Linked DNA regions of Homo sapiens: region 2 is linked to region 1. Evidence: chromatin loops called from intact Hi-C (ENCODE). Cell type or tissue: HepG2. All regions are shown on one strand. Each heading gives the region's core, and the rest is flanking DNA. Links, peaks and the distances in the headings are about the cores only.

The links. A loop is a pair of places that touch in the nucleus more often than their neighbours do. Peaks named below come from ENCODE experiments on the same cell type or tissue, not always from the same donor. Only the 100,000 strongest peaks of a DNase experiment are listed, where the experiment ranks them.
Region 2: it touches region 1 in a loop (2.8-fold over the local background); 2 of 110 quality-filtered maps call a loop at or near these places.

What each region holds. Positions count from the first base shown.
Region 1 is chr6:114,266,393-114,282,733 of GRCh38, forward strand. The region is part of intron 1 of HS3ST5 (heparan sulfate-glucosamine 3-sulfotransferase 5); the gene reads right to left. All of the region lies in intron 9 of HDAC2-AS2 (HDAC2 and HS3ST5 antisense RNA 2), which reads left to right. Among named protein-coding and RNA genes, the nearest start is that of HS3ST5, 68 kb to the right of the region's middle. RefSeq lists an enhancer at 15,748-16,249. In HepG2, for the core only: no CTCF peak of the experiment used is centred there; a DNase peak (open chromatin) is centred at 6,409.
Region 2 is chr6:114,135,514-114,151,854 of GRCh38, forward strand. The region is part of intron 3 of HS3ST5 (heparan sulfate-glucosamine 3-sulfotransferase 5); the gene reads right to left. The region is part of intron 6 of HDAC2-AS2 (HDAC2 and HS3ST5 antisense RNA 2); the gene reads left to right. LOC124901383 (a long non-coding RNA gene) reads left to right here and starts at 7,435. Exons shown (of 2, transcript XR_007059718.1): 1 at 7,435-7,508; 2 at 8,106-8,507. In HepG2, for the core only: no CTCF peak of the experiment used is centred there; a DNase peak (open chromatin) is centred at 9,688; H3K4me3 peaks cover 568 bases.

The DNA.
Region 1 (16,341 bases), core at 2,739-10,738:
GTTAGTTTTGAGAAGTAAATGGAGTCAAAACTTCTCTCTTTTCACTTCAAACTTGCTAAGTTAAATAGTGAGGCATTAGCTAACTCTCTGTATCAGTTGTCTGTTCATGAGAGAAGCAAGAAAAAACAATTGCTGATTGTCACTTTTTATTTTAAAATGCAATGTGTGGGTTTATTTTTCAAAAATTATCAGAAGTACATCAAATTACGAAGAACAGAAAACAACATTAATACTTATGCAGGTTCAAGAACAATAATTTGCCACTATTTTTCTTCATCATAGACATATATATCACCAAGAACTTGTGGTAAGTGACAAGTACCAGCTTTTTGCAAATAATATGTTTGCTCTAACTTTTATTGATCAAGAGGCACTAAAAAGTTTACAGAACACCTATTTCTGATATTATTAAAGTGGTTGGCCAAGCTAAGCTTCTGGTTCATACTCAGTACTCAAATATTAGTTCAAAGTTCAAATATATTTGGGGGAAAATTCAGTTTCGATTGCAAAAAATATGTTTGGTTGCCCTCAAGATACACTTTTTGGTACCTGTTGTTTTCATGTCTGCAGAGAACACTTGGCTCTCACATTTTATTGCATCTTATTATTGTCTTGCCTCTGCACACACATACAAAAATGCCAGCCTTTGCCCAAAACATAGTCACTTCTGACTTGACAGGGAATCTCAGAAATGGCAATCGTGACACAAAACACATTGGACTATCAGGAGGTATGGGAAAAAAATCAAATAACTAAAGATTTATTAAAGGCTAATTTAATAATGATAAGAATGGAAGTGATAAAAATGAGTCTATGTGATAAAATTATTTTTGCATTAATAATCTAGCTACTTGCTTCAATAAGAAAAGGTACCCATTTTAAAGGGGATCAATTTCCACTGAAGCCGGAATCTGTTAGATGAAAATCTTCAGGTGGGGTTGTTTGTAACTTGCCATGACAAGAAGCACCAATAAAAGGGCTAATGTACAGCTAAAAATAAGAGGTGCTTAGCACCTACCACTTCCCACCATTATGCAGGATGTTAAGAATAGGGTGTCCCAAGTGCTCTGGGCCTGGAGGTGAGGAAGGGTGAAGCAGATGACAGATCCCAGAGAACTGAGCAGAGAATCAGATATGGAGAACACAAGGCACAAGCACCCTTCCTAGAATCGGGGTAGCATAAATCTAGCGTCTAGAGTTGGAGTACTTACTTCTTTATTTATAAGGTAGGGATTTTGAACAGAGGAACAATTTGCTGAATCCAGGGAACAAGTAGAACCAACCAAACAGCCAATTTGGCCAAGTTGCAGTTGGTCTTTAGAATTCCAGAGGGCCTGAGAGAGTGGGCCATGGCATCCAGAAGCCAGGTAGAACAAGCAATCTGGTTTTTGTACAGTATCTACATCAGTATACTCTTTCTCGAATTCCGGGTCACTAGTTTCAGAAAATATAGACTTCTTTCTTGGATATCTTTCCTAGAAAAACTTTTATTATTAACCTCCCCTGTTCTAGTTCTCATGATCCAAGTATCTATGGACACACTTAATGATTACAAAAAAAATCTATTTACAAAATTTATCATCTTTCCCTGTGTACAGATATGCATTCGCAACATTAAGTTTGTGCACCACATATACATCGTGAGCTTTCTGCCAAACAACCATGAATGCCCACTTCCTCAACCTATGATTGGGCAGGGGACTTCCCTCCTCTGGTTCACTGGCCTTGTGGCTTTGTCTGTCTGTGGCTCAGGCACTCATACTACACCCCAAGTTCTTGGATGGCTTTCATTGCCACCATTTGTGCAGTTTCCACTCCTCCACAATGCAGTGTAGATGTATCAGGTATACGGGTTTACTCAGTTCTCTTAGAGATTTGGTATAGAAGGTATTCTTATTCTTGGAATAAGAAGCACTAAAGCTAAAAGGGTAGCCAGCTCAGATCTGCCCAGTTTAACTCTGCCATTGTTGCTCTTCCTCCTGACTTTGAGGAATAGAAAATAACTACAAAGGATGGAAACAGTATATATTTCCTAAGAGGGCCCTTACCTAGTATTTCTTATAATCAATACTTTAAACCTGTTTCCTTTTTAATTTTCATCCTAACACAGCAACAAGAAGAGACATGTGTAATACAGTATGAGCGCTGACCAATTATCATTCTTCTTTTCCCAAAATATGAAAGAAGGAATACTCATAGCTAGCTGATAGATTAGCAACAATTCAGAAATGAACAGTTAGGCCATTTCTTGCAGCTCGTCATTTCTTTGTATAACAAGAACTGAAGGCAGCAGTTAAAAGGGAGATGCAGTAAGGAGTGTTTTATTATTCATTGTTAGCACTTTAACTCAAAGTAGGTGAGAGAGTGAGGCATAGAGGGATGGAAACACAGGATAGATGGGCTTTGACAAGTGCAAGAGAGGAGGCTGGTGCTTGAGGTCATTCCTGGTCTGGATGGAGCCCTGCATTGGAGGCAGAGCTGACCACAGAAGGTCACTGAATGCCAGAGAGGAGGTGGTGGGACTCTGAAGATGCTGCCCATTCCTCATGCTAGCTCTCCAATATCTCAAGTTGCGAAAGTTATGATAAGGGTTAAGGATGTTATGGGCTATTAGACTGCTACCTTCCAACACTTAACATTTTATGATTCTAAAACAGTTCATTAGTTGCTTTCTAAAACCTCACCTAAAGTATAAGCTAGTCACATTTTTGAAAAGAAGTAAGAAACAAACTTGTTGAATGCCTATGTGTCAAGCACGGTATTAGGCAATGTACACATATTATCTCATATAACCCCACAATCCTGTGATGAAGGAGTTATCTTTCCATTTTGTGGGTAAGAAAACAGACTCACAGTGATTAACCATCTTACCTAATATCACACAGCTTTATGTAACAGAGAGTGGAGATCTGATTCAGTGCTCATCCTGTTTCTATCATATTATGGTACCTCTATGAAAACCCCACCATATGTAAGACCATGCATGAAACCAGGGATATTTAAAGGGAGACAGATTCAGGTAGCTCTAGAAGCTAAAGCAAAATTTGAATAGTTGTGTAATTTTCTGGGAAGGGACAATTTATAGTTCTCATCATATTCTCAAAGGGTTAACCATAAAATTTGAAGAACCACTGCACTCAGTGTATTTAGAAAACAACAGCCATTTCCCCCTTCAGTTCCACCATATGGCATCATAAGCTCATTCCCAACATACTCAATTTTCTCTGGTGATTGAAGCAAGGGTAGAAACCTTAGAAAGGAGATTAAATAATAATGAAATATACAAGAGTCCATTTGGCTATGTGTGCTGTTTGGCGGCTGCCCATACAATTTCTGGTTATCAGCACACCCCAGGGGCTATTGTAGGTTCATTAATATAATTTTAGACTAGAAGATCCTTGGAGATCATATAGTCCAATCCCCTCAGTTTATAGATGACAAAACCAAGACCCTCAGGGCTAGAGTGACTCACATTTTCACACAGCCTTTCACTGGCTTGATAATGGATTTAATATTTATCCAGTAATCAGTCACTTTTGGCCATCATCTATGCCTCCATGATCAGTCAATGGGAGGAGAAAACATTGGGCTTATGCTCAAATTGACCCTTCCAGTGCTAGTATTGATCTAGCATTACCAGATACTATTTAGCTTTTGAGCTTTAATCAGATTAGCTGCGGTGGCACCACGTCGTCTGGCACCAGAGTGGTCTGTGGACGATGTCAGGAAAAGTTGATATGATGCTGAGAATTCTTGTATTCTGAATTAGTAAATGAGAAAAAAGAAGATGCCCTTCTCAAATGCAGCTTAATGAGGCAGACTGCCAATTTTGCTAATATAAAGGCAAGTTATAATGACAAAATAAGTAATTTAATTAGTCTATTGCAAATGAAAACATTCCATCCACACCATTATTTCAAAGTATTATGATTTCATTGATTTCCATTTCAGTGAAAATATAAGAAGGAACTTTTAAAAAAAATCCATTAAAAAATCTTTAAACCGGGTATAAGAGGAAACTGCTAAAATAAATTGCATTTTTAGACTGCATTATAAAATTTCATTTTGGTACAAATTGATGCATGCTCCTAGTCATCTGACATGATCCTAAAGTACTGAAATAAATTACATATTTTAAATAAAAACACTGCAGAAAGCTTCATTTAAATTGACTTAAATGGGCAGGAGGCAGCATATGCTGTAGAGACAGCTCTGGAATGGGATGCAGGGAGGTTCTATGCAGCGTGAACTTGGGTAGCACACTTAGCCTCTCTAGGACTTACTTTTTCATCCTGAAAAATGTGGAGGTCTGCCTGTGTGAGTTTTAAGGCTTTGTCCAGCTCTAAGTTGATAAGCCTATGATTCTGTCATAACATTTTTATCACTGAATATGAATTCAGAAAGCTTGTTCTCATTACAAAAAATAAAAAGGGTTGGGATTAGCCATATAAAAAGCAATATTACCAAAAATGGGTGGTGCAGATTAACAATTATCACAGAAAAGTGGAGAAAAAAGAAATTAAATCAATATAATTTTGTTTAGGTTCCATGTTTTTTTTTTAAAAATGCCCCAAGTAGACTTATTATAATAGGTTATCATAGAATCGTAGAATCAGAGGGGATCTTAGAGGCTGTCTATTAAATACCATTCACAATATAAATTTCCTCTAAAGTAACACAGAGACATGATGTCTATCTGTTGCTTGAGTATTTCCATTAACTAATAATAGGAGAAAGTCCACTTGGACAGGTCTAATTGTTACAAAGTTCTTTGTAGTAGTTAAAACCTGGCTTCCAGTTGCCTTTGCTGATTTCTGCTGCTCAGTTCTGGTGTATGTTGTTTCTCAATTGATCATGGAGACCAAATTTTGCCATCTCATCAGGCCCACTCCCTGGTTTCTTTTCTTTCTTCTTACTAATCTCTACCAATTCCTGTTTCTCTTTTATAATTTTTGGAGATTCTTAAACACAGTAAGTGAGATTATGTATATATGAAATAAATGAATTGACAAATTCATTTAGAGTAGAAATCAAACAGCTCTTAAGAAATATAATCTAGCCCTGGATGAACAGAAATTATATTTCTAATAAATTAGAAATATAATTAATCCAGGCTCTGGGGAGGCTTATGTTTCAGAAATATATATTCTATACCTAAGAAGAAAGTTACAACTTCAAATTAAAGCAAAAATCTAGTTTATTTATTGCTGACTCAGTATCTCTTCCCTTACAATTGTATCCTATTTTTTAAAAATTTTCCTCAATTTTATCCCCTCATTGCCTCCCACATGATTGAATTCATTCAATATGACATCCCAATTAGTATTCTTTCTGCCTTAAGCTATATATTTAAGATAAGCCTTTGTATTAAGATAAATATTTTCATTTTCTCCTTCTCTTTCACTTCAGAGGAAGAATTCTCTCCTCTCCTTTCCAAAACAAATTCTACATTTTCCACTCTATGATTGCCACCTGTCTGCAGGAGGACCGTGGCCCACTAAGTCCTCCTTCTTTTTCTCAAATCTTCCATCTTTCCTGGCATGCTATAAATATGTTCTCAATATATTAGCAAAGCAGAAAAATGACAGTGTTGGATGGATAGTGGATGACACTGGTGAGCCACTGTATCAACCATATCCTAATGCTACACTTCTTTGAACATATATTTATTTAATTTTTTGAACATATTTATCATAGGCTCTTTAAAGTCTGTCTGCTAAATCCTACTTCTGGGTCACCTAAGAGTCACCTTCTATTAACTCTTTTCCATTATTGTTAGCCACATTTTCCTATGTCTTTACATGTACAGAATTTTGGATTGAATCCTAGATTTGGTAGACGATATGTTGTAAAGGTTCTGGAGTCTGTGTTCTCCCTTTGAGGAGTGTTCATTTTATTCTAGTAGGCAGTTAATTACTGGATGATCACCTTGACATTGTCTAGGACAGATGTGTAAAAAGGTCAAGGTGTCTCTCAATCCCCTCTAACAGGGCAAGACTTAACTTTGAAAGATTATCTCCCCTTCTAAGGAATCTTGACACACATGTTTTTAAGCTTTGCAGAGAAGGGTATGGTACTAAACCTAAGGCATAGCCTTTCTAATGTTGCATTAGATGTTGGAGGTGATTACAAGGTGCGAAGATGTTAACCTGCCTAAGATGGAACACCAAAGTCTTCCAGTGCTGCTGTTCCATTTTCAACTCCATAGTACATAGTCACTTACTGCTAAGCCACAGGAGAGTTCTCCCTGAGCCCAGCCTTCAGCCCAGGATCCACGTGGGACCTCCACAAAGACCCCTGGGATTCCTCTACAAATTCCTTTCTCTCTACCAACACATGCAGGGCAGGGCAATTACTGAGATGACATTTGATCAATGAGGTGAAGGAACAAGGCATGCAGATAACAGAGGGAAGAAAATGCCAGGCATCAGCCGGTGCAAAGGCCTTAAAGTGTAAATATTTGAGGACACAAAGTGGACAGTGTCTGACTAGAGTGGAGTGAAGTAAGAGTAGCAGAAGATACATTCAGAGACATACGAGAGAGGGGGAAGGAATGACAGCAGCCTTGCAAGTCACAGCCAGGATTCTACTTTTACTCTGAGTAAAATGGCCAGCCATTGGAGGATTTTAAGGAGTGACACGATTAAATTTAATTTTAAAAGGATCATGCTGGCTGTGTTGAAAATTAACTTTAGGGAACAAGGGCAGAGGAAAGGACAAAGAAAGATATGAAATAATGCCATTGAGAGATTATTGTGGCAAAAGAAAGAGTGATAATGGTGGAGAAGGGGGTAAGTGGTCAAATTTGAATATGGAGCCAACAAGGTAATCCTGATGAATTAGATGTAAAGTATGAGAGAAAAACCCTTTTGTCCTAAGCAATTGTAAGGACACTATTACCATCTACTGAGATGGGAAAAGGTGCTGGAAGAGAATTAACTGAAAAATTGGGATTTGTTTTGGATCTTTAAATTTGAGATGCTTATTAGAATCTAAGTGATATAATCTGTTGCATCTGAGCCTGGAGCGCTAGGGTGAGGTCCAGGTGAAAATTATCAGCCTATTGATGGTATTTAAGGCCATAAGACTGATTAAATCATTAAAGGAGTGAGAAGAGGAAAGAAAAGACATCCAGCGTCTGAGCCTTATGACACTCTAAGAGGTTAGGGACATGAGGAGAAATAAACAAGATGCAGAGAAAGAGCAGCCCGTTAGGAAAGTGAAAACCTAGAGGGGTATGGCCTCCTGAAAGTCAAGTGCAAACAAAAAGTGTTTCAAGAAAAATGGAGTAACTGATTGTGTCAAATGCCAATAGGTCAAATTGGATGAGGAATGAGAACTGACCTCTGTATGTGCAAGATGTAGTTATGGGTGATGCTGAAAGAGCAGTTTCAGGGGAGTTGTGGGGTGAAAGCCTGACTGGGGAGGGTGGTCCAAGAGAGGGGAGAAGAGGCACTGGAGATAGAGTCCTCACAGCTGTTTAGAAAAGTTCTACTCTAAAAGGCAAAAGAAAAATTGGGGTGTAGCTGAAGGGAGAAGTAGGGCAAAGAAGAAAGAAATTATAGATGGAAGAAATAACCATGTTTACATATGTGGGAAAGATCTAGTAGAGAGGGACATTTTGATGGTGTAACATGAAGAGGGGAGAACTGGTGGAGTAGTTCTCATGGGTAAGTACAAGGGAATGGGATCTAGTGACAACATGGTGGCCTCAGGTAGAAGCATGGGTGGTTCACCCAGAGTAATGAGGAGAAGACAGAGAATGCAGGCACAAAGGCTTGGGGCCAAATGGTTCTGCTGGTGAAATCTTTGGAAGTTCTCTTCTGATGCTTCTATTTTTAATGAAATAAGAGGAAAGGAGATCAGCGGAGAGAGACAATAGAGAAGATATGTGGAGTTTTGAGAAGAGAGGCTGATGACGGACTCAGGAAATATACCATGGCTTCTGGGCAGCACTAAGGATCCCTTGAAGTTAGTGATCACCAATGTAAAGTGATAATAGTCAGCACGGTTGTGTGTTTTTCTCTAGAAAGGTTGGTCTGCAAGGGAGCAGGCCTCACATAAACTAGGAGTTGTGTTTAGTTATGGATGGAACTGAGGTTATAAGGAAGAAACTAATTTGAATGACACTCTTAAGCTGGTAGGAGTAAAGTAAAGATAAAAGAGTAAGTGACAGTGAAAAGATAAAGAATCAATGGATCACAGGCCTCTAGAAATTTCTGAAATTGGAATAATAAAGGGAGCCATATGGAAAGACAAGTGGCAGTTAAGGATGCAGTACTTGAAATTGAGATTATAAAGGATATTCAGGTATTGGACATGAGAAAGCTTGAAGACTTTATGGCTTTAAGAGTGGTTGCAGCAAGGTGAAGGACAAGATCAGCTCAAATATTTATCTGGGTATGTTCTAGAGTTTAAGTACCTTGGAGTCTGAGAATGTGTCGGAGTCTGAGAATGTGTCAGAGTCATCTTTGTGCTCGTTAGCACCTACTAGTTCCCTGACTATACAACTATGTATACAACTATACACCTGACTATACAAGGTGACAGAGCTGGGATTAGAGGCCTTCCCTGATTTCCCTTCTACTAGTTCCCTGACTATACAACTATGTATACAACTACACAACTATACACCTGACTATACACGGTGACAGAGCTGGGATTAGAGGCCTTCCCTGACTTCCCTTCTCCCCCTCTCTTGCTTTCTAAGTTTCATAATACTTTATCTACAATTCTTTATGACTCAATATTCTACTTTGCATTTGTTGTTATCTAGGTATGTTCCAGAGTTTAAGTACCTTGGAGTCTGAGAATGTGTCAGAGTCATCTTCATGCTCCTTAGCACCTACTAGTTCCCTGACTATAAACTATAAATAAAAAGAACATAATATATGTTTATTAAGTCAATAAACATATAACTAATTATACAACTAAATACCAGTAGTAGCTAACATTGTCCCTTTGTGCCAAGCATTCTCTTTAGTGCTTCACACAGTGTTACTAAACTTTACATTAACACCTTCTTGTATATATTTTATGCTTACAATACATACAGAAACTGTGAAAAAGGGAATGATTTAAGTGACTCACATGGAGGATTTTGTCAGCACATGTGCATCAGGGAGTACATGATGACCAGGTGGCTCCCAACTAAAACAAGGTTAGGGTTTTTATAGCATAGGGTAGGGATCAGGAAACTTTCTGTAAAAGGCCAGATAGCAAATGTTTTAGGTTATTTGACCATTTGGACTCTGCAGCAACTCTTCAACTCTGCCATTATAGCATGAAAGCAGCCATCCACAGCACATGAATAGGTATGGCTGTGTTCTGACAAAACGTTATTTACAGGTACTGAAATTTAAATGTTATATAATATTCACACATCACAATATATTATTCTTTTTAATTTTTTCCCCATCCATTTAAAAGTATAAAAACCATTCTCAATTCTGAGATGTACAAAACCTGGTGCAGGTCTTTGGCCCACAGGCTATATAGTTTGCTGACTTCTGTGATAGGAAAAAGTCCTCGTAGTTTGGGCTTAGGCATCAGTTTTCAACTTTAATGGAAATTTAGGTTGGGCCCCTTTCCCATTTCCATGCCCCTTGCCTGAGGTTATTAGCACAATCTCAAACACCACCCGAAAATTATTTTCTGACAGCTGTTTATAGGCTGGTCAAAATTTATGGGGCTGGAGAGGTGGCTAGCTGCCCTCCCACCCCACCCCAAATAAAAGGCACATAGAAGGCAAGGGGGGAAATTGGAAACCCTTTACTATGCTTATGTTAGTTCTTTAATAACACCAAAGTTTAAATAAATTAAGTGACTCTCAAGGTGAGAGAGCTGGGATTAGAATCATTGACCTATGGGGTTCTCAGTTCATTGGACATCCTAGAGTACTACGCTGTAAAAGACATGCTAATAATTAATACCTTGCTCTGAATGTGCTTATAATACTTCATATGCCATGCACATAAAATGTTATTTATATATTTATTGGTTAAATGAATTAACATTTAAATATTGGCATCGTAAGTGAATAAGTATTCAGTATCTTTGTAATCAATGGGTAACTCATGCTTTTACACATAATAAGAGTAATCTTCTGATCAGCTATTAAAAAGCAAAAAGCATTTTTTTGTATGAGTACAAATTCCATTTACATAAATTAGCCCATGACCTGCTACAGCTAAATCTCCAAAAGCTATGAGAGTGTGGGAAAAAAAAAAACAAAAAAACAAAAAAACTCTCAAATTTTGGTGAAAGTTTCCAGATGAAATATATTAAATGACTCAGCACTCCATTTTCAATTTTCTACTCTTTAACTCATATTTTATAAAATATAGGACAGTTTCTACAGCAACAATTGGGGTCTAATTGGCACAAAAGGCCTATTTTTCAAGCATATGCATTTGTTCCTTTTTTCCTACTTGATCCACATAACCTACCTTGCATAAAATATTTGCTCTTTCCTATATCCTTGTATTTATGTAAGGAAATAATGGAACGATGGTCAGCATGGGATTAGTTTAGATCTTGTTGGAAGATATTATGATCATCTGGCTGCATTAGGAAGCTACAACAGGAAGGGAGTGGTGCATTTGGCAAAGAATGAACATCAATATGACTTTTCAGCTTTACCCTTTCCCCAGTCTGACTTTCTCTCACCTCAATGGAAATTCTATAGTCAGAGTATTTTGGGGTTTTTGTTTGTTTTGTTTATAAGACCACATACCACAAGATTCATGGTTTTTCAGGTTAACGTTTCAAATATTTGCAGAATCACTTCCTCCTCTATAAGGATGATACATTATTAAAGCTGTTTTTTTTTTTAATTCTTGATTTAATTCTTGTTTAAATTCTGTAACCCAAGAGTGGCTCTTCTGAGTTAGAGTATCAATATGGTATTGTCTGCCCATGGTGGATAAGTAATAAGCAGAACTAGGAAAAGGAAAAAATAAATTATATTTCTTTTGCTTCTTTACAAGAGGAAATATTAGGTTGGTGCAAAAGTAATTGCGGTTTTTGACATTACTTTTAATGGCAAAAACCGCAATTACTTTTGCACCAACCTAATACACTGCTGCTTACAACAGAAGTTATACAGACAGTAACAGTAATTATAACAGTCATAAATTTTTTTGTATAAATGCAAATATTAACTTTTTCCCCATTCCTTTTTCCCATTCCATTTGTATCTCTGGAGTTAATGGATACATTCATGGGTTATAATGCTTCTTGCACAAAACATTTATTTCATAGGCAAAGGGAAGGGGAAATAGTTCCCGATAAGGGAATGTATTCTAAACTGCTCCGTACTTGAGTACACATGTGGAAATTTCACTAACTTCGGGAAAAGCCATATGCAGATATTATTCAAGGTCGTTTTAAAAGAGTTAGCTCCAGAGAGTTATTCTTATATCCCTTCTTGAGCAAGAATGCTCTCATTGCAGGTTGCCTTGTCGAGGTTATAGTTGTAATTACAAAGGAACAAAAAGATGACTATTTTTTTTACTCTGTCATTTTAAAATGTATGTTAAAATTTTCCAAACATGAAATGGTCACCCTAATTATCACTGATGACAAAGCTCTGTGGTTCTCATTACTTACCTTTGATGAAGGCCACCTGCGATGGGCTTTGAGGGGGCAGGTTAGTGGGAGAAACAATAGGTGATTAAACACTGCCACTCATGACTGACAGCTGCTTCCTGACATTCGGGTTAAGTCATGAGGGAGGAAACCCAAAAGGGGCAAAGGAGCAGGTTTACATGTGCTCTTCAATTATTCTTATGCGATTTATATAGCTCCATAAATGAACACCATGCTGTAATAAAAAATAAATGTCAAAATCAATAGAAATCCTTGCTGTTCAATTCTTCTACTTCTTGAATTTGAATGTAGGCAATTTAAAGCATTATTCTTTTTCTTGTCATTATTATTAATTTTTCTGCCTTAAGGTTACATTTTCTGCATAATTTTGCTTGCAAATTTAACAATTCTTAGAAGGTTAGAGTCAAAAAGAACAGAAAAATTTCTCCCAAATAAATAGTGAAGTCCAACAAAATAAAATGAAAGTGGAGGAGAATTTAGAAATTAAGAGAAATGTGAGGTCTTTTCATATTTATTTCTAAAATACTGATACTTCAGTATTCTTTAAAAGTCCAGTAAAGTGAGGGACCATGAACTCATAATAAATCTCCAGGGTTTTAATTTTTGGTCAGCTGCATTCTGATTACTGCATACTAATTTCCAGAAAGCCAAAGGCTGAGGGCAGGTTGGGTGAGAGGAAGCACACTGCTGAAGTAGAAATTAAACAGACAGGGAGTGATAAGAACCTCTGAGTGAATTTATATTAAAAAAGACGAAGGCTAGGGGAACATACCTTTTTCTCTGCATATAATTTCATGCACACATGTAGATCTCAAAGGATTCCTTTCGAAAACCAGATGGAAATGTGTTCTCCACAGCAAACGACAGAATGCAGCTAACAATCAGTTTATCAGTAAGTCACCACTCAGGAAAAGCTCCCAAGCTTGGTAAAGAATCAAGCACTTCAAGAAGAAAACTCCTTTTATTCACTCTTTTTCTACTTTACTGCATCAATTCCACTTAGATAAATAGGCAGTAAACTATAGGATTGCTAATCAACCTTTAATGGCAACAAGTAGTCAATTTCTTTAGTTGGCAATTAGACAAAGAAATCTGGAGCTACTTAAGTATGTTAAAACTTCAGGAATATTCCAAGTTCGTATTTTTTAAAAAAAATCAGCATCTATGCCAATATTTAGATGTGTGTGCTTGTGTGTTTATCAGCATTGAATTGAAAGCAGGAATGTATTTCTGTCTGTACAAGCAAAAGCAAGTATATGCAATGTTACTAAAATGTAAAAGTGCTGCTTCAGGAAATGCCCTATAAATCGTGTTTGTTCTTAATATAGTACAAGAGAAATAAGGAGCAGTAAATTGCACCATGGGGTTCTGCCACAGAAGCAAAATTTCAACTTTATAACCTGTTCTTTCTATTTAGAGAAAAATAGGTGGAATCTGTGCTTTATGTGTTATACACAGTTCTAAATCTAGACCATGCGGTGATGGCATCTAACAAAGCTGTCCCAGATTTTTGTTGCAATTGCAGTGAGATCTAAATGATAAAAATGCCAAATGGGGGTGTTCTCTATTCTGGACAGTCCCCACATTTCTATTAGCTCCTGAAGGCTGTCCCCATTTTATTGCTTCCTGAAAACCTCCTCATTATGGTCAGGACATGGCCCCGGTATGGCTGGATTTACCTTGAAAGGAAGGAGCAGAAGTAGGAGTACCAGATATAGGACATGTCTCTTGCAGCAGGGCAGTGGTCTGGTGGGAGAGGAAGGGCTACCTTCCAGAAGTTGGGAGATTTTGGACAAGCTGGCTCCAAACAGTGTGCTCATTCATTCAACAAATATTTACTGAGATATTACTATGTAGAAGCACTAAGACAAGTGGTAGAAACATCATGGTGAATCCTGCTCCCTGACCTCCAATATTATGGAGTAGCTAGGAAGGTTCCCATACAGATCAGAAATGGGCAGGTAATTCTAATTCAGAATGATAAATGGGACCAAAGCTAAATTACATGGTACTGGAACTAGGAAAGGATACAGGAAGGGAGGCCAAGCCAGCCTGGGAGGGCTTCCCAAAGAAGTGATATCTAAGTGATACCTGAAAAAAGTGAGAGTTTTCCAGGATAAAGATGTGTGAGAGAGTGGGGGATGAGGTGTGGGGGAAGATGTTGGAAAAAAGGTATTCCAGGCAGAGGGAAAGAAAACACAAAGAATGTGGAAAAGGTAAAATTGTTCAGGGTGATTTCACTTGCTCCTGAGCACAATGGGATACTCTACCCCAGGATACAGGGGGTGATACAGGGCAGGAGATGGCAGCCATGAAAGTTAAGAAAGATTTAACAGGGGCCTAGTGAGCTGAGCCTGAAAGGAGACTGTGGGTCAGCATCACATAGCCTTTCAACAGGTAAGATGAGGGCTCTGGCCCCAGGCTAAGATTCAGGAGGTACGCCCTCTTCCAACAGGCAGAGGGACACATTGCTGGGAAAGAGAATCTGGGCCAGCAGGAGTTATTCCAAATCCAGTTCGTCAAAGACTCATTCCAGTGGCATAACGATGGTTACTGAATGTTAAACTATTAAGTTACTTCTGACTACATTTTGCTGCCTTACACATCATAAATGGTGTATTTAAAGTTGATTTCAGTACAATTATTTTCCCCATTCAAAAGTAAGATATTTCTAAAGGCAGTAAATAAGAGACTTCATCTCTTCTCCTTTGGATGAGCCTTCAGAGATCTGATTTCAATTTGTATGCCTTTGAAGGTAATCTGACCTGCTTATTCACGATTCAGCATTAAAACCAAAGTAGGGCGCCTTCAGCTGTAGACAGAGCTGAAGTAATAAATAAGTAATAAATTCATAAAACCTCAAATCATCATCGAACTAACATTGCAATCTGTAAATGTAAGCTTCACGTCAATGGGTTTGTGGTACCTTTTGAGGGCACACACTTCTGCTTCTTTAACATAAGATAGTAGCCTTGTAAGTAAGGCTTATAAGAAAGATAAGCCTTATAAGTTTGGCCAAGTTCTTATTAGAAGCAGATTTTGAGCATGAAAGTAAGAGTTTCGATACCATTTAATTTTGGAATTCAGAATAAGAAGATATATTCTAGGATATGGTAGACCATTTCCCCAAATAACGTACCATATCTCCATCTCTGATCCCTTCCAATGTATCTCAGTGTTTCACTTACTTCATGTTACCGCATCCTTAGTCCGTAGTATAACTTACATAATAACATGTAACAAGAATCTTCAATTAAAATAACTGATTTTAAATGAGCTGTACTTTACAAAGTATGCCAGTGTAGTTGTATAGTGTCAGATCTAATTCTTGGAATGATGGTTCTGTATAACACACTTTTGTCCTGATAGTTTTAAAGGTTGTCCTAAATGTAGTGAAAAGTTTCTTTAAAAGGTTACAAATGCTTTTTGGTAAGCTTTTACATAGCTTGACAACAATAAAATTCTTTTCTCCCTGGAGATGTAGACTTCGGATTCCTTGTTTTCCAAGCCTATTTTCCAATCACCTGTGGCCACATGGAAAACAGCTCACCACTACACTGATGTTAGGGATAGTGAGGAAGTGGGAAATCAAACTTGGAGAGAGAGGTAAGCTTTTAAACTCTGCTGTCAAGAAGAAAAAGAGGAAGTAGGACATATTGCTGCTACCCTCTTTTTTCCACCTTCCTTAGTCCAGGCATGGTGTGAAATCCCCAAGGGAACACCGCAATATGTTTTAGCTTTTCTCAGTCTGGCAAGGGCCCCAGGAACACACTGCATTGTTTATTTCAGATAAACCCTTTGCTGTATTCAATCCCCAGAAAACACGCATGACAATTAACATCCTTGCAGAAGACATTGGGAGACGGCAGGAAATTTCAAGTAGGAAGTGCACTCGAGGGGAAAAATAAGCACCTTTTACAAAAAAAGCAAGGTGCTGATGAGTCTTGGCATTTGGATGAATCAAAAACAACTGGGATTTTTGAACACTTTAAAGCAGCGAGTTGAGGTAGGCGTTTCAATTTGCTATGGAAAAGAAAGTATATACTGAAATAATCTTTAAATAAAACTCAGAAACTGTATGTGTATGTATGAGTTTATGGGTATGTATAATAAATGTATATAATATTTGGAAACCTGTAAGTATCTTATGTGGAGAGACTAAGCGAAGAAACATTCTTTCTAAAATGAATCACATATTAACATAAAAAATCCCATTTTTCTTGTTTACTTTGAAGGCTACCTCTCAAAAATGTAACATGCAGCCGCTGGCATCTTTGCATCTTTGAACTCACTATTCCTTTTTCAAGCAGTCTGAGTTGAATCCTGCATTCTTGCCATATGCCAAGGGTTAGACCATTAATATGTAAAAGAAGCTGGTATCCAGAGAATTGACTTTATAATTGGAGAACGCCAAAATAAACCTAACACTTCTCAAACAATGCTACCCCACAGCATCCCCGTTCTCTTAGGCTATTAGGCCATGTCCAATTTTCTCGGTCTGTCGGAGGATACAGCTGCCTCCATGTGCCAGCGAAGCTTTAATTACGGTGACTTTTCCTCCCCCTGGAAAGCCTCTTCCTGTGGTTTGAAAGTTTGAATTATTCAAGCCCATGTTAATACACTGTATTGAATGCTCTGTTTGGCCCACTGAGGTGCACTTGGAACTGTTCTTTTTCCACAAATTTGATTTCTCTGTCTCCCTTTTTCCTCCTCCTATCCTTTCTCCCTCCC
Region 2 (16,341 bases), core at 5,107-13,106, 130 kb before region 1:
CAGACAGGCGGGTGCCAGCACAGCTGACCTGTGTCTTGTTCTCACTCTGCTCCTGGCTCATCTGCTCACTCTGCATGTCACCATCCTCCCTCTCCACCCAGGGCACGGTTTCAAGATTTAGGTCAGATGTCATCTTTTTCTGTGATGTTTTCTCCTATTCCACAGTCAAGATTAATTTCTTCTTCCCGTGACGTTTATTTATTGCTGTTTCTTGCACATGCCAGGCATAGTGTTTATTCTGTCCTTGCTCTTTCAACTCTGCCTGGAAGGCTCTTCCCCAGCCACCCTAATGACTCACTCACCTCCTTCAGGTCTTTATTCAAATGCCACCTTCTCAGTGAGGACTCCTACTCCCCTGGGCTTTATCACTGGAGCCCAGGTTGCATCCCCCTTGTCTGCTTTGTTTTCCTCCATATCACTCATGGTCATTTCAACAATCCACATGTTAGAATCCCATACCAGGAAGGCAGAGATCCTTGTGTTCTGCTTTATGTCTAGCACTCAGAACACAGACGGACACACAGTGGGTGCTCAGTGCATACTGGTTGAATGAATGAATAAATCCTGCCTTGTGTTGTAATTGCAAGGGTAGCTGTCTAACTCATTAGATTACAAACCTCACAAAACAGGAATCAGGCTACATCCCCCTTTGATATGGTTTGGCTGTGTCCCCACCTAAATCTCATCTTGAATTGTAGCTTCAGTAAGTCCCACGTGTCATGGGACGGACCCAGTGGGAGTAATTAAATCATGGGGGCAGGTCTTTCCCATGCTGTTCTTGTGATAGTGAATAAGTCTCATGAGATCTAATGGTTTTATAAAGAGCAGTTCCCCTGCACACACTCTGTTGGCTGCTGCCATGTAGGATGTGACTTTGCTCTTCATTTGTCTTCAGCCATGATTGTGAGGCCTCCCCAGCCATGTGGAGCTGTGAGTCAATTAAACCTCTTTCCTTTATAAATTACCCAGTCTCGGATATATCTTTATTAGCAGCATGAGAACAGACTAATACACCCTGTATCTCTCATAGCACCTTAGAAGTTAACATGTTTTTGTTGTATTGAAGTGAATTGGGCATTAACTTGAAATCCTTCAGTCTCCCCCGAAGGGCCAGTTTGTCTGTTTGACTGTTGGCTACTTTAATGTGCTGCTCTTATTTTATATTTTTGGCATAGACTCACTTCAGAATACTATTCAAGGAACTTATGCCAATTCAAAAGCCTTGTTTTGTTCAAGTGGAGGCTGTTGTGGAATATTCATTCATTTGCATATTCCCAATACTTTAAATCATTCTAGACATTTTCATGGAGTAAGGCATTGGGACATTTTTCACTGGGCTCTACATTTTTCTGACCTCCTTTTGGCTCTTTTAATTATAATTGTTACAAAAACAATATTTACAGAGTGCCAAAAGTCCTGGTGTTTTTATGAAAAATTACTTTTGGAGAGAATATCATTTTTTGATATTTTGCCCTCCCAATCTGATTCATTCAGAGAATATAATGAATTCTGCTGAAGAACTATTGCCAATGTGTTTTTTTCCTAAATGGATATGTGGATATGACAATATAATGTATCATAGCAATCTTGTTTCGATGACTTTCTGGATAATGGCAGTATCCAAAGTGGAAACCTGAGAATTATCTCTTCTTGAATAGGTTATCAGGAAAAGATTTTTCTCCCTTAATGAGACCAATTCCAATTTCTTCTCCCCCCCGCAAACCATATCCCATTTATAGTTTCAAAGTACAAAAGTAACAGTATGCTGGCTTTAACACTTGGATACTAGAAAGCATAATTCTCCTTGCATATGAGAAAGCCACTTAATTTTGTCAAGGTGGTAAGAGAAATACACACCTATAGACATCACAGGGATGTAAGATCTTCTGTAGTCTCAGGTGAAAAATATTTAGTATATCATTGCTTGGGTGCCAAGAACTGGGTTTTGAACTTGGTGTTGCTCCTGAAATATCTGCTAAATTGAAATAGTTAATATTAAGTTGGCCAAACAAAAGAATGAAACACAAAACAGTGGCAGAAAATAAGAGGACCTTTTTCAGGTGTCCATTCAAAAGTTGTCAAGTTGTGTCTCTCCTGAAGTCTCAGTGGACTCTTGAGGAAAGGAAATGCGATTTCTTATGTGGATAGGTCCCACTGTGCCAAGTGCTAACAAGGCAGGGATTCATGGCAAGTCACTGCTCCTCCACTGAGCTCCCCTTCTTTGCCTGCCTTTCCTATCCATTCATTTATTCCTACTTCATCTCTTCCACTCTTCCCATTTCCTGCTTCTGATGTCTCCTCTGGCATCCAACGCTGTGCCTTGTTGGTGGCACTGATGACTAATTGGTGGCACTGATTGTTAGGTCTTTGAAATTAAAGGAGTTTTCAGACTTCTTCAATATCCCCAAATAGATCCACTTATAAGTATAATAAAAAGAGCTACCACTTATTAAATCCCTGTTATGAGCTAGGTACTCTAAATACTTAATCCTAATCTTAAAAATAGCACTAGCATTTTATAGATTAAAAAAAAAAGGAGGCTCTGAGAGTTGGGTACCTTGTCTGAAGTCACATTGGTCAGATGGAGAAGTAGTAGTAATTAAATTAGCACCCATTTCTGATTCCTTAGTCCATTATATGTCCAAATTTACATTCATTCATTGAACAAGTACTTATTGAACATCTATATGCCATGATAGTTCTAGGTGCTGGGAAAAGGACAGTCACTGATCTCATAAAGTGATGGATATTGCCTTCATCTGTTGACTTGAAAAAATCATTATCTTCACAAAACGGCTTTTGGATTAATTTTGTTCTCTAAAAAAGATGTCTACTATGGTACTAGCATAATTAAAAGCAAAATATATTTGGGTTAGTAAGATTTTTCCTGTTATTACTGTTAGAGCAGTTGCTACTTAAATGATGGAATGGTGGAAATGTGGGCAAAAGGTCTTGATGTCTGAAGAGGCCACATAAAAACAGAACCCAGCGTTAGGAGAAGCTGAGTTGGAATGAGCAGGTAACCATGCAGGAATATCTTATATATACACTTTAGTTTCCTTCCTAGCATCTCTCGGAATGGCTGAAAATATGACACTTGACAGTCCTTTGTACCGGACCCATCTACGTGGCTCCCCTGGTAAAAAATCCTGAGTTGTAATTTATGGCAAACATTTCTTCAAGCTCCTGCTCTTGGAATGGAATACATGAATGTGAATTCCACCAAAGATAGTAATGGTGAGTTGTCTTAGTCCCTGCAAGCTGCTATAACAAAATAATGTGGACTGGGTAGCTTATAAACAACAGAAATGTATTTCTTAGTTTTGGAGGCTTGGTAGATTCAGTGTCTGGTGAGCGCTTGCTTCCTAGTTCACAGAAGGCATCTTCTTGCTTCATCCTCACTTGGAAGGGGCAAGGGAGCTCTCCCAGATCTCTTTTTGTAAAGCTACAGATCCCATTCATTAGGGCTTCAGAATGCCCCACCCCCTAATGTCCTCACCTTGGAGTTAGGATTTCAACATAAAAATGCTGAAGGGACAAAAATATTCAATCTATAGCAGGAGTGCACTTTGCCAACAGCAGCACCATTCAGTCCCACAGGAATATCTTTGCCCTGTTGCCTTGATCTTCTCCCCACTCTCCTTTCAGATGTGCTTATATTGTTCTCACTGCAGTGACTGAAGGAGTGTTTGGTTTCCAGCTAACCCTGATCTTTGGTGTTGAACAGTCAGGCCATCTGGGATGATTAACATCATAGCCTAATGGTGGCCACTCTTGGGCTACTGTGGTTGAAGAGATTGAAGTAGGTGGGAAGAGCGGTTGGAAAAGTCTGAAGAACTCAGAATTTTACACTCTCGCAAATGACATTAGGGACAAAAGTTCAAAAAAAAAAAAGATGAGGGAGGAGGCAGAGTGTGCGTTTGTTGATCACTTCATCCGGGTAATTCAGCATGAGTAGACCCATTTATCTGATTCTACTCTATATGAATAGCGCTGGAAACATAGGTATTCTCAGTAAACAGAAGTTGAACTTAATTGCTAAATTCAGAAGGAAGGAGACAACAAGATTCCTGTCTATCTATTTAAAGATTTATCCCCTATTACTTATTTAATACATGCTAGATTCCCAACTCTGTGCTAGGTTTTGCCTTGTAGAACTTGGACCTGTCATAGAATCTGCATCTAGCTCTCAACTACCATTTATGCATCATCTTCAACTTGTGGAGCAGTATGTGGCATGAACAAGAACATTGTTGGGAGTCAAGAGACCACCTGGGTTCTGGTCATACTGGCAGGAAATGGCAGTTACAAAATTAGAAGCCATATTTGATTTTAAAGTGCAAATATTTCCAAATACCTCATTTATTCACTCATTTAAGATGTTAATGCATCTACTAAATGCTAGATGTCGGGTATCAGACATGTAAACATTTCACCTTTCTGGCCCTTAGTCTTTGTTCTTTTCAATGAGGGAAATAGCTATTCCCTAGACTTTCCTGAGTGATGGATACAAACCACTGGCTACACTAGAGATGACTATCAGTAATGCACAGACATGGCATTAAATAACACTGAACTACCTGAGGAAAGAGTGATTTTCTTCTACTTCTTTTTCAATCCTTCTATTTATTCAAGGGGAAAAGTCTCAGTTTGATGCTACAGTATCTTTCACACCTCTTAAATAATGTCTAATCTATACTGGCTATCAATTTCAAAGAGTTTGGCAATATTAGACTAGAATTTCATAATGTTATTTTTGTACATTTTTATGGTTATCTTTAATTTATGAAAAGTGATACTGGCTTGCCATTTATAATAGTGATATAAATTTTTTTTAACATAAATGCATTTAAAAAGTGTTAAAAAGTTTATTTAAACGGTGTATTAAATAATTGTAAAAGTGGTTGGTAGATCTGGCCAAAATCACGAAGATGTTGTGTGACTGGCTGAAATTTGAGATGCATTACATGTTTGAGATGAATCAGAAGTTCTCTAAGGTCCACCCCTTCCTTGCTTGTTATAGTGTTCTAAGATCATTTGTATAATAAATAAAGGCTTAGAAAGCACTGGACCTTGCTGACTCTTTTCTACCCTCACCTTGGCTGTGAATCCAACACAGGGCATTAGTGTCATGTTCAGATCTGCTCCAACGGTACACAGAAGAGCACGCTGGGCAGAGGAGCACGAGGAATGCAGAGAGGGCTGCTCTGAGATTGAGCCACAAGGGAGAAACGTGACTGTTCTGTCAAAAATGGCTAGTTTGTTATTTTTCAAGTTGGAAGCAGTACAGGGCAGAGGCAAAGGCAAGATCTTGGAGCCTGGCAGTTCTTTGCATTTACTAGTTATGTAATTTTTTTTTAGCAAGTTATTTTATTTCTTTCTGCTTCAGTTTCCTCATCTGTAAATTGAAGAAATATACCCACAAGGTTGTTATAAGGATTAAATAAGATAGAGTGAGAAACAATGCCTGTAACAAATCAAGTACTCAATAAGTAGTAACTATTATTTTTATTCAGAGGGAAATAAAATGGCATTTTCCAAATGAGTGCATTATACATACTTTAAATATCAAGAGGACACCTCTGGCTACAGTGCCTCATTAAAATATACTTAACTTTACCACTGGAGACCTGTGTCTCTTCCTGCCCCTACAAATTCAGCAAATCTCCACTTACCCAGAAACCTGGGTTCATTCTAAATTGGATCCTTTTCTCTCCTTCACTCAACGATTGAAATGTAATCACAGCATTGCCATGGATGGCTAAAAACAGTCCAGTGTATTAACTGAAAACTTTTATCATGTAAATATGGATACTAAATTTGTTCTTCAGCATATCAGTATATCAGCAATGAAGAAGTCATTTTTCAGATCTCAAAATTCCATGTAATATTTATAGCTTCTGAATATATTTAAAGCTAAGCATACGAGGGGTAAGAAAAAGTTCCATAAGGGGAGAAAGAAATATGCTAAATGTGTGCAGTATATCTGTCTTATGAGGCTCAAGCATGCTTTATGTAGTGCTGAGAGTTTGTGAGTGAGAGCTAAGCTGCATTTCCCTGGTTGTTCTTTTTAACTATAAAGAAAGGTGATAAATTATAAATGTGCCTGAGTCACCCAAGTATGACAGTTTTAATTTTCATTTTAACAATATGTACAATACCAAATGCATGAAACTCAGTTGGAATGTGACAAGGCAGTAGGGGCTGTTTGGAAGGCGAGGCTGAGAAGGTGAGCGTGCCCTTCCTGCCCATTGGCTCCTGTCCTACAGACATGGGCTTGGGACTGCCAGTGTTCTCAGCATCTTGCCACTTTGTCAGCTTTCTGCTCTATCTAAGATGATAGTTTGTGTGTGTGTGTGTGTGTGTGTGTGTGTGTGTGTGTGTGTGTGTGTATTTTGCATACAAGCCTGCCATGCGAATGGCTCTCAGATCCTTATCTATTTGAATAAAACAAATGCTTCCCTGCTTCATGTTCCATCTCATTTTTTTTTCCTCATTTCCTACAGCTGGTTGTTTGTAATATTCATGATATTTCTTGGTTTCCAGTTTGTCTCTCTTCTCTCTCTCACAAAATAATGCCCTGCCTTTAAATTTTTCCATTTGTGTACTGTCTCCTTTATCATCCCTATTTCTTAAGCTTTCCTGCTTGGAGCATCACTGTCTGATTATTTCAAGGATAACAACTTCCCATCTCTGTATAGAATTCTTTAGACAGGGATATGAGGAGCATGCATTTATAGGAGCTGTGCAATTGTAATGAACGTTTAAAACATGGAAAAAGTCCTGGGTCAAATAAGGTTTACAGTTTGGGATTGGTAAACCAATGAAAGGAACGAGTAAAATAAAGTAACATCAGAAAGTGATGTCAACAATCTTCCTTTTCATTTTAACCTGTTCCATGTGGAAGCTCTGAATACGGTCACGTGGCAGGCTCACGAGTGAGTCATGGGAGGTAAGCGTGGCTGGGAGAAAGGAGGGAGCAGTTACTGCGAGGGTGGGTGAGGATAACACAAGCCTTGTGAGCCAGACAGAATTTAAATGTGATAATCTTTGCAAAATGTTTGTAAAGATGAATAATTATATAATCAATAGATATAATCATCTTTTTCCTCTTACAGGTAAATGCCATTTACAGAAAGCATTCTGCATAATAAAACGATTTCAAAGTCTCATAAGAGAAGCTAACATAACTTCCCTTAATCAATCTAGTCTTCATGAGCTCTACACAAATAGTCCCATACCAAGGTTTTCCTGTATGTCTATCCATTTATAGGGGATAGGGAAGCTTAAGGGAGGAGTGCTGTGAAGAATGTTGTCATTTCTTCTGGACTGCTACTAAGTAAAAGTTATCTTCTCACCTCACTCACCAATTCCTGCCTTAGTACCACAGCAATTATCTTTGCCTAAACACATTAACGGGGAAAAATGTTCAGGCTTTTGGAGAAGAGCTACAAGTGGTGGACGGTGGCCACAGTGAAGAGTGGGGTAACTTAGACTAAACACTATAGGTAAGTTTATCACGCTCTCTCTTTTCCCTTTACTGACTCCAAAGTACTTGTCACTCATTAAATCTGCCTTATCGTCAGTTCTTTCAAACAGGAAGCATAATTTCAGTGGTTGCTTTTCACTGGACATGTGGCCTTGGGCAAATTACTTAACTGTTCTATGCCTTGGTTTTCTCATCTTGGAAGATGTAATATTGGAAGAATAATAATATCTACTTCATGAGACTGTTGTAAAGGTTAAATGAGTTAATATCCATAAAGTATGAGAATAATGCCTGGCACATAATAAGTACTGCAAAATGTCTAGCATAATAATGATTATCATTGTTAATAACACATATGTCGTGTTCAGTGGGAGATCACTATATATAACCATTGTCTAATTCCTCTTCTGGATTTGTGTTCTTTTTAGGAAGTTGTGCATGTCCATTGCAGAATAGGAGGTGATTAGATATGTAGTATCATTACTATTCCAATACTAGCATTTGGGGTGTGAAAGTTGTAAGATTCAAAATAGAGTCACTTGTGTCAAACCCGGGCAAATGGCGCCAAGGAGGATCATGAACGGAGGGATCTCACACATGATTTTCTTGATAACAGGAGCCATCAGAAGAAATTTTTCCAAACTGCAGCTTATTACATGGGTCACACAAGGACAGTTTGCAGCATAAGGACAGCTAGCTGCTTATACAAGAACATGTGCCTGACACAGTCTCACAAGCCCAGTCCAAAACTACAAGGGCCTAACTGTAACTCCAGGATTACAAGTCCTACCTAATAACTATTGACACTCGCCAGTCAGAACTCACCAGCTCTTTTGTTGCTGCCAGCACCAATAAGCTTTCTTCCAAAACCAACGCATAGCCTCCGCCTTTCCCAATAAACTCTAACCTTTTCCTTTATTCTGTGGACACTCCAGAGGCCAATCTGGTCTGTATATATGTCCCAGATTGCAGTCCTACTTCTTGTATATTATTCTCAAATAAAACAATTTTTACTTAAGAGACTCATCTCTATTTTTTATGTTGAGGTTTTAAGTGAGTGGGAAACCAGCAGGCAGTGTAAATGCAGTCCCAGAGTTCCCAGTGGCAACTGTGTTCACCACTCTACTCTGTAGCCTGAGCAGACTGTCACAGAACTGCCCCTGACCAGATTGATGAATATAGGAGAGCTGCTTTCCTGTGTTTTTAGGCTGAAAAACTTCACTCTGTTTTGGACTGTACAGAGACAAGCATGCAGCATTCCCAAACATTGGCAGACTTCTCATCACCTTTGGATGACCTATGACCGATACATTTAGCGAAGAGTTCACATTATTAACTGGATTTCCCACCAGTCATTGTTCAAAGATTGAAATTTCACAAATAAAATCAGAGCCCGATAAAGACATTTTTAGTTACATCACAAAGAAAGAAAACTCTTTCAGCTTTGGGACGGTCTTTGATAAGTTGCATAATGGTCCCACACAGCCTAAAATTAAACTCTCCAAAAGTTCCTACCATATGACCAAACATGAGCATTTAATCTTGAAACTTCTATCCAGAAGTTAGTTCTCAAATAAATGCATCTACAGGACATAAGCAGAAACATGGAAACTGGAGGTAGCAGGTCCCAAAAATCCATAGATTGTTTTAAACATATTTTAACCCCTGCTGGACAGGAAAGGCAAAGCCATTGGCATTAGGTAGAACTGGGCACTAATCTTAGCTCTGACACTTACTAGCTAGGTCATCTGAACCATGTTACAGTTTCCTCATCTGTAAAAGGCTGAGTTGATACCTACTTCAAAGTACAGTTGTTAGAATTAAATGAGTAACGTTTGTATAGCTCCTGTGGCAGTGCCTGATATATAACAGCTATTCAGTAAACGTTTATGTCTGCCTAACTTGTTGCTCTGCTGTTAGTTGGGACCTGAACAGTGGGAGCCTTGGCCGGGTAGTGACATACCTGTGTCTGCAGAGCCTGGGCCATTCAAACATCTCAGCTGATGCTCACGGAAATTACTCTCACTTGTGCTCCAACTTCACTCCAGTTCCTCCACTCTCTGTTGATTTTTGCTGCTGACCTGACCCTTACTTCTTGGCATTTGAACCTGACTTCATACCCTGTATACCAACTAGGTTCTGGTATTCTGTCCACATTCCTACAAGCCCCGGAGGCAGGGCTTAGCTTTGTACTTCTAGGTTGGTCCTGATAGCACATTCCAGTCCTATCTCACACAGCTCAAAGACTGCCTTGCTAAAACAAAACAAAAAACAAAACACCTCACACTGAAATTTCATCATCTCTCCAGGAATAGAGTTTCTTTATTGTGAAAGATTCTTTCTCAAAATGGTTTAGTGTGCTTCGAGTTTCATCTCAGGTATTATTTGCAGTGGTCCCAGCAGTAAGCCTGGCTTATCTGAGCCCTGGTTTATGGCAAGCCTGAAATGAAATGAGAATGTCGGGTTTGGGAGAGACAGGTCCCCAAACCAGAGGAATGACAGGAATGTTCACATGGGGACACAAAGCCTGCCTGATTAGAAGGAGGGAGTCTGGAGAGAGTGGCCAGGGTAGTTTACATGGGCAGAAAATGACAGATGTCAAAACCATAAAGGTTCAATGAGAGTGGCCAGGTACGTGGAGCAGGCAGGGTCAAGGACACCAAAGCAAACAAAGACAGCAGATGCAGAAGTGAGAGTTGAGTCTTGAGCTGCTGCGAACTGCAGTGGGAGGCAGGGCTCGTGTGGGGGTGCTGTGGGAAGCAGGGGCCTTCCTCACTCATCAGGAACACAGCTGTCTGCCCCTAAGCCACAGCCCTCAGCTTTGGGAGGATAATTTCTCACAGCAGTGCTGTATCTATCATAGCTGAATTTAAAGAATTTGTGGTAAGTGATCTTAATTGAACTGATACCCTTGAGATGTCGCATCACCTTTAAACCAATGGACATCTGAAAGGAAAGTACATTTTCCTAATGTTGTGATGGAATGGATTGCTACTGGAGACTGGCTAACTAAATGGGTCCAAACTCTCATAATTTTCAATAGAAAAAAATAGTCTGATTTAGAAATAAAATCACCTTTAGCATTTCTACTAAAATTAAAAAAAATTACAGAGTCCAGTTGCTTCTAGATATGTCTCTTCTCTGTAAACCACAGTTCTACAAGAAGCAATCTTTGAGAGTAGAGAGCTTTATCCTAACGGCCAACCATAAAGACAGCTAAATAGAATATTTGAAATAGAAATCTGCGAGCACTGTGAAAGAGTACTTTTTGTTTTTTAAAGGTAGTCAACTTTGTTCCTCCCTTACAGAAGATACAGTTGGCTGACCTAAATTGACTAAGTTCTGAGAGAATCATATCGTTAAAGAAAGTAGAAGTCTGGCCCATAAAGTCCTGTGATTGTTCAATCCCTAAACGAGGTCCCCAAAGGAGTGTTTCTCTCTGTCTCACCTCACATGTGGCTAAGGAGAATATGGGCAAGGAAGAACCTCCAGAGAGGAAAGTTAGAAGCCATGGAGGCCAATGGCCAAGAATGTCCACCAGGGTCTAAGCAGAGGGCATCAACCCCTAGAAGGGCAGGGAGGCTGTTCCTAAGTGATACGGTTTGTATATTCACTCCTGCCCAAATCTCATGTTGAACTGAAATTCCCAACAGTGGAAGTGGGGACTGGTGGGATATGTTTGCATCATGGGGGTGGATCCCTCATGGCTTGGTGCGTCTTTGCAATATTTGATGAGGTCTCATGTGATTTGGTCATTTAAAAGTGTATGGCACCTTCCCCCATTCCCTCACTCCTGCTTCTGCCATGTGATATTCCTGCTCCCGCTTTACCCTCTGCCATGAGTAACAGCTCCGAGGCCTCCTGGGAAGCTGCCATGCTTGTGCCTGCAGAACTATGAGCCATTAAACCTCTTTTCTTTATAAATTACCCAGTTGCAGGTATTTCTTTATGGCATGCAAGAACAGCTGAATACACTGAGCAGCAGGCTTTCATCACTGGTATGGATCAGGGACTACTATGTGTTTCCCTTTCTTTCTTTTCTGAATGGGAGATTATACTGCATTATCCTATTACTACACTAACACTATATAGGGGGACTCTGTGGGCAAAGTCAAGAATCTTAACTGTTTACACATTACCAGCACAAAAGAGCTATCTCAGCTCTTGTTGGAAAAGCCAGCACATGACTTTGTGCTGGATGCAAAGACTGAGTGGGATTTTGAAAACACATAGTTATTTGGCTATTTGGGGTACGAACTCAGATGAGGATGCCACAGACTATTTTCCAGCCTCCCTTGCAGCTAAATGTGGCCATGTGACTGAATTCTCACTGATAGAACGTGAGCTGAAGTGATGTGTGCAACTTCCACATCACTTAAGAGGGTTGTTTGCCCTTCATTTCTGCTCCTCCATGCATAGGGACACTGGCATGGCAGTGACCTCACTTCAACCATGAAGATGAAGTTGATTGAAACACAGAAGAATAGGGTCTTGGAATAACCTAGTGCAGCAGAACCAACCTACCAATCTGGACTACTCATTCTGAATTGTTAGGTCATGAGAAATAAACTTCCTTTTTTGAGGGGTGGCGGAGATGTTTTGGAGTCTCGCTCTGTCACCCAGGCTGGAGTACAGTGGCACAATCTCAGCTCACTGCAACCTCTGCCTCCTAGGCTCAAGTGATCCTCCTGCCTCAGCCTCCCGAGTAGCTGGGACTACAAGCAGGCACCACCACACTTCGCTAATTTTTGTATTTTTAGTAGAGACAGGGTTTTACCATGTTGGCCAGGCTGGTCTTGAACTCCTGACCTCAAGTGATTCTCCCACCTTGGCCTCCCAAAGTGCTGGGATTACAGCCATGAGCCACCGCACCTGGCAGAGAAATAAACTTCTCTTAGAGGTAAGCTTCTGTCACTTTTGATCTCTGTTGCAGCATATATATCCTCCTTCATCCGAATGCATAAAATTATAATTTCAGAATGATTTGATATAAGAAAATCATTACTTCTAGAATAATTTGAATTGGAAATTTCATTTCTAGGTACCATAAGATCATTTTTCTAGACATTATAAATTCTTAGGTCTGCAGCCAATGGAACAGAACAGAGACCTCAGAAATAACACCACACATCTACAACCATCTGATCTTTGACAAACCTGACAAAAACAAGCAATGGGAAAAGAATTCCCTATTTAATAAATGGTACTGGGAAAACTGGCTAGCCATATGCAGAAAAGTGAAACTGGACCCCTTCCTTACACCTTATACAAAAATTAACTCAACATGGATTAAAGACTTAATGTAAAACCCCAAACCATAAAAACCCTAGAAGAGGCCAGGCACAGTGGCTTATGCCTGTAATCCCAGCACTTTGGGAAGCCAAGGCGGGTGGATCACCTGAGGTCAGGAGTTCGAGACCAGCCTGGCCAACATGGTGAAACCCTGTCTCTATTAAAAATACAAAAAAATTAACTGGGTGTGGTGGCGGACACCTGTAATCCCAGCTACTCAGGAGGCTGGGGCAGGAGAATCGCTTGAACCCAGGAGGTGGAGGTTGCAGAGAGCCAAGATCGCGCCACTGTACTCCATCCTGGGCAATGAGAGTGAAACTCTGTCTCAAAAAATAAATAATAAAACCCTAGAAGAAAACGTAGGCAATACCATTCAGGACATAGGGATGCCGACTTCATGACTAAAACACCAAAAGCAATTGAAACAAAAGCCATAATTGACAAATAAGATCTAATTAAACTAAAGAGCTTCTGCATGGCAAAAGAAACTAGCATTAGAGTGAAAAGGCAACCTATAGAATGGGAGAAAATTTTTGCAATCTACCCATCTGACAGTCGTAATATCCAGAATCTACAAGGAACTTAAAAAATTTACAAGAAAAACAACCCCATCAAAAAGTGGGCAAAGGATATGAACAGACATTTCTCAAAAGAAGACATTTATGTGGCAAACAAACATGAAAGAAAGCTCATCATCACTGATCATTAGAGAAATGCAAATCAAAACCACAGTGAGATACCATCTCACACCAGTTAAAATGGTGATTATTAAAAAGTCAGGAAACAACAGATGCTGGTGAGGCTGTGGAGAAATAGAAACATTTTTACACTGTTGGTGGGAGTGTAAATTAGTTCAACCATTGTGGAAGACAGTGTGGCGATTCCTCAAGGATCTAGAACCAGAAATACCATTTGACTCAGCAATCCCATTACTGGGTATATACCCAAAGGGTTACAAATCATTCTACTATAAAGACACATGCACACACATGTTTATTGAAGCACTATTTACAATAGCAAAGACTTGAAACCAACCCAAATGCCCATCAATGATAGACTGGATAAAGAAAATGTGGCAAATGTACACCATGGAATACTATGCAGCCATAAAAAAGGATGAGTTCATGTCCTTTGCAGGGACATGGATGAAGCTGGAAGCCATCATTTTCAGCAAACTAACACAGGAACAGAAAACCAAACACCACATGTTCTCACTCATAAGTGGGAGTTGAACAATGAGAACACATAGACACAGGGAGGGGAACATCACACACTGGGGCCTGTTGGCAGGTGGGGGGCAGGGGAGGGAGAGCATTAGGACAAATACCTAATGCATGTGGGGCTTAAAACTTAGATGGTGGGTTGATAGGTGCAGCAAACCACCATGGCACATGTAACAAGCCTGCACATTCTGCACATGTGTCCTGGAACTTCAAGTAAAATTTTAAAAATTAAAAAAAAATTTCTTAGGTCAGCACAAATTTTAAATCTGAGGTATATCACCACTTTGATATTACATGGAAAAAAGTGTAATACACATATACAAAAGTTTAGTTTTTATCAACTATTCAAAAGTAGTCCTGAATGATTTAAAATACTGTCCAAAATTGTGGTAATTCTGCATCCTGTCATATCAAGAAGAGACAGGCTTAAAAGAGTTTCCCTTTGTTGGTTAGATTAACATTTAGCCAAAAGATAAGTGAGGCTATTCATGTTAGGAGGATGCTCTGGTACTTTTGGCTAGTGTTAATTTTAAATACAAGAATTTGTATTCTATAGGGAGTAGGAAATGACTATGTTTTTCTTGATGACCATTAAATATTCTTACTGAAAACTAGTCTTCTGCTCAATATTGTCACATAAATGGTTTTAATTTAAGAATACTTTCAATACAATTAATGGCTTTGGATGTCCTGTTAAGTTTGTTTTTAATCTGTACTGTTATTTGTGCACACTGTGGTATTCACACAGATCTAGATGTCACATAGCCTACGTTCACACAACCGCTAATATAAAAAACACCATTGAGCTCTATTAAGTTCCAGTGGCACACAGTGCCAAAGGATTGTTGTTCAATGTTTGACTTATTAAAGTTTCCTAAGACAGGCAATCTCATAAGCAAACGTATAGAGGCCCAGCTGCCCTTTTGACTAAATACATCAAAATAAGTATTTACTTCATATATGAGAAATAGTACAAGTGCCCTTTACAGAGAAGAGAATCTGGGGAAAGCTGCTTCAATTAGACCTTTATATGAAGGACTGGAGGTGAAAGCCCTATGTCATTTTCATTCAAGAGAGGTTTTATGAAGAATATGGGGTTTCACAAGCTGTCTGGGTGTGATGGGAGAAGGAAAGGAGGATTTGCATTCTATAGCATACATGCAATATTTTTTAAAAAAGATTCAGAGAAGGAGTTAATGCCTGAGTGTAGGAGATGTATTCAGCAATTATAATAAAATCCTGAAAGAAAGCCTTATCATTTGTACTCATATTTATTTATTCACTGCAAGCATGAAAAGAAACCCCAGAAGGAATCGTCAAATTGTCTTATGTGAATTACATTGGAAAACGTGTGTTTTGGACATTTTCAAAGCTCAAACTATTTTGCTTGTTCTTGAAAGTGGGAATTCTAGTGCAACTAGAAAGATAAACATCCTTAATATCCTTTCACCTTGCATTTTTACTGCTTTTTTTAAAGCATGAATAAAAAACCAGAAAGCACATATTCGCTTGCCCCTGTACATTTTAAATGACTGTTTTACAAGTCATTCAAAAGATGGCTGACTCTGATAGAATGAAGCACTCAAAAATGTTGATGCTGAGGCAAAGGAATGACCCATGCCTTACAAATTAATCATGTTGAGTTAGGATTTTTTGGTATTGTTTATTTGTCCCAGCATTATCTGACCCACAAAATAGCTATCCGACACCACGTAATAAAAATCCTTTTTTATAATGGGGTTCTACTTAGAGATCAAATGTCAGTGTTCTTTGATCTTTGTTGCTAAGATGTTCTCATTATATGGAACAGAATTCAGCAGGTGTTTGATTATTTATCCAGCAAAGGGGAAGGTGAGCTGGGATTAAATTGTTATGGCATAGCTTTGTTTTAGGCCCGCTGACTCTTGCTGAATTTGGAATAATTGTGTTGCTGCATAGCAATCTTGCTAAGTACAATAGGACACTGAAAAGCTTGGCTCAGAAACTAATGGTCTGCAGCTACCATCTGTGGGATTGAAACTAAATGCCTCTAAAAGAAATACTCATAAATGTAACTAGCCATCTTGTTGATTAGCTTTCTGGTAAATGGGATTCCAGTTGCCTAAATGAACCAGTGCAACCTCTCTCTGGAAGCCAATAGATGGACAACCACTTGCTTCTGAGTTAGCAGTTGCCCAATAAATTCCAATATATTTAAAGCTCCTTTGAAAGAAGACACTCCCAAATTATGTAAAATGTAGAAAATTATATCAACACTTCACAAGCTATAAATTAAAATAGAAAAATATAAATTCCTGTGCCAGTGTTTTCAAGGTCATTATTTTTCAATTCAATACA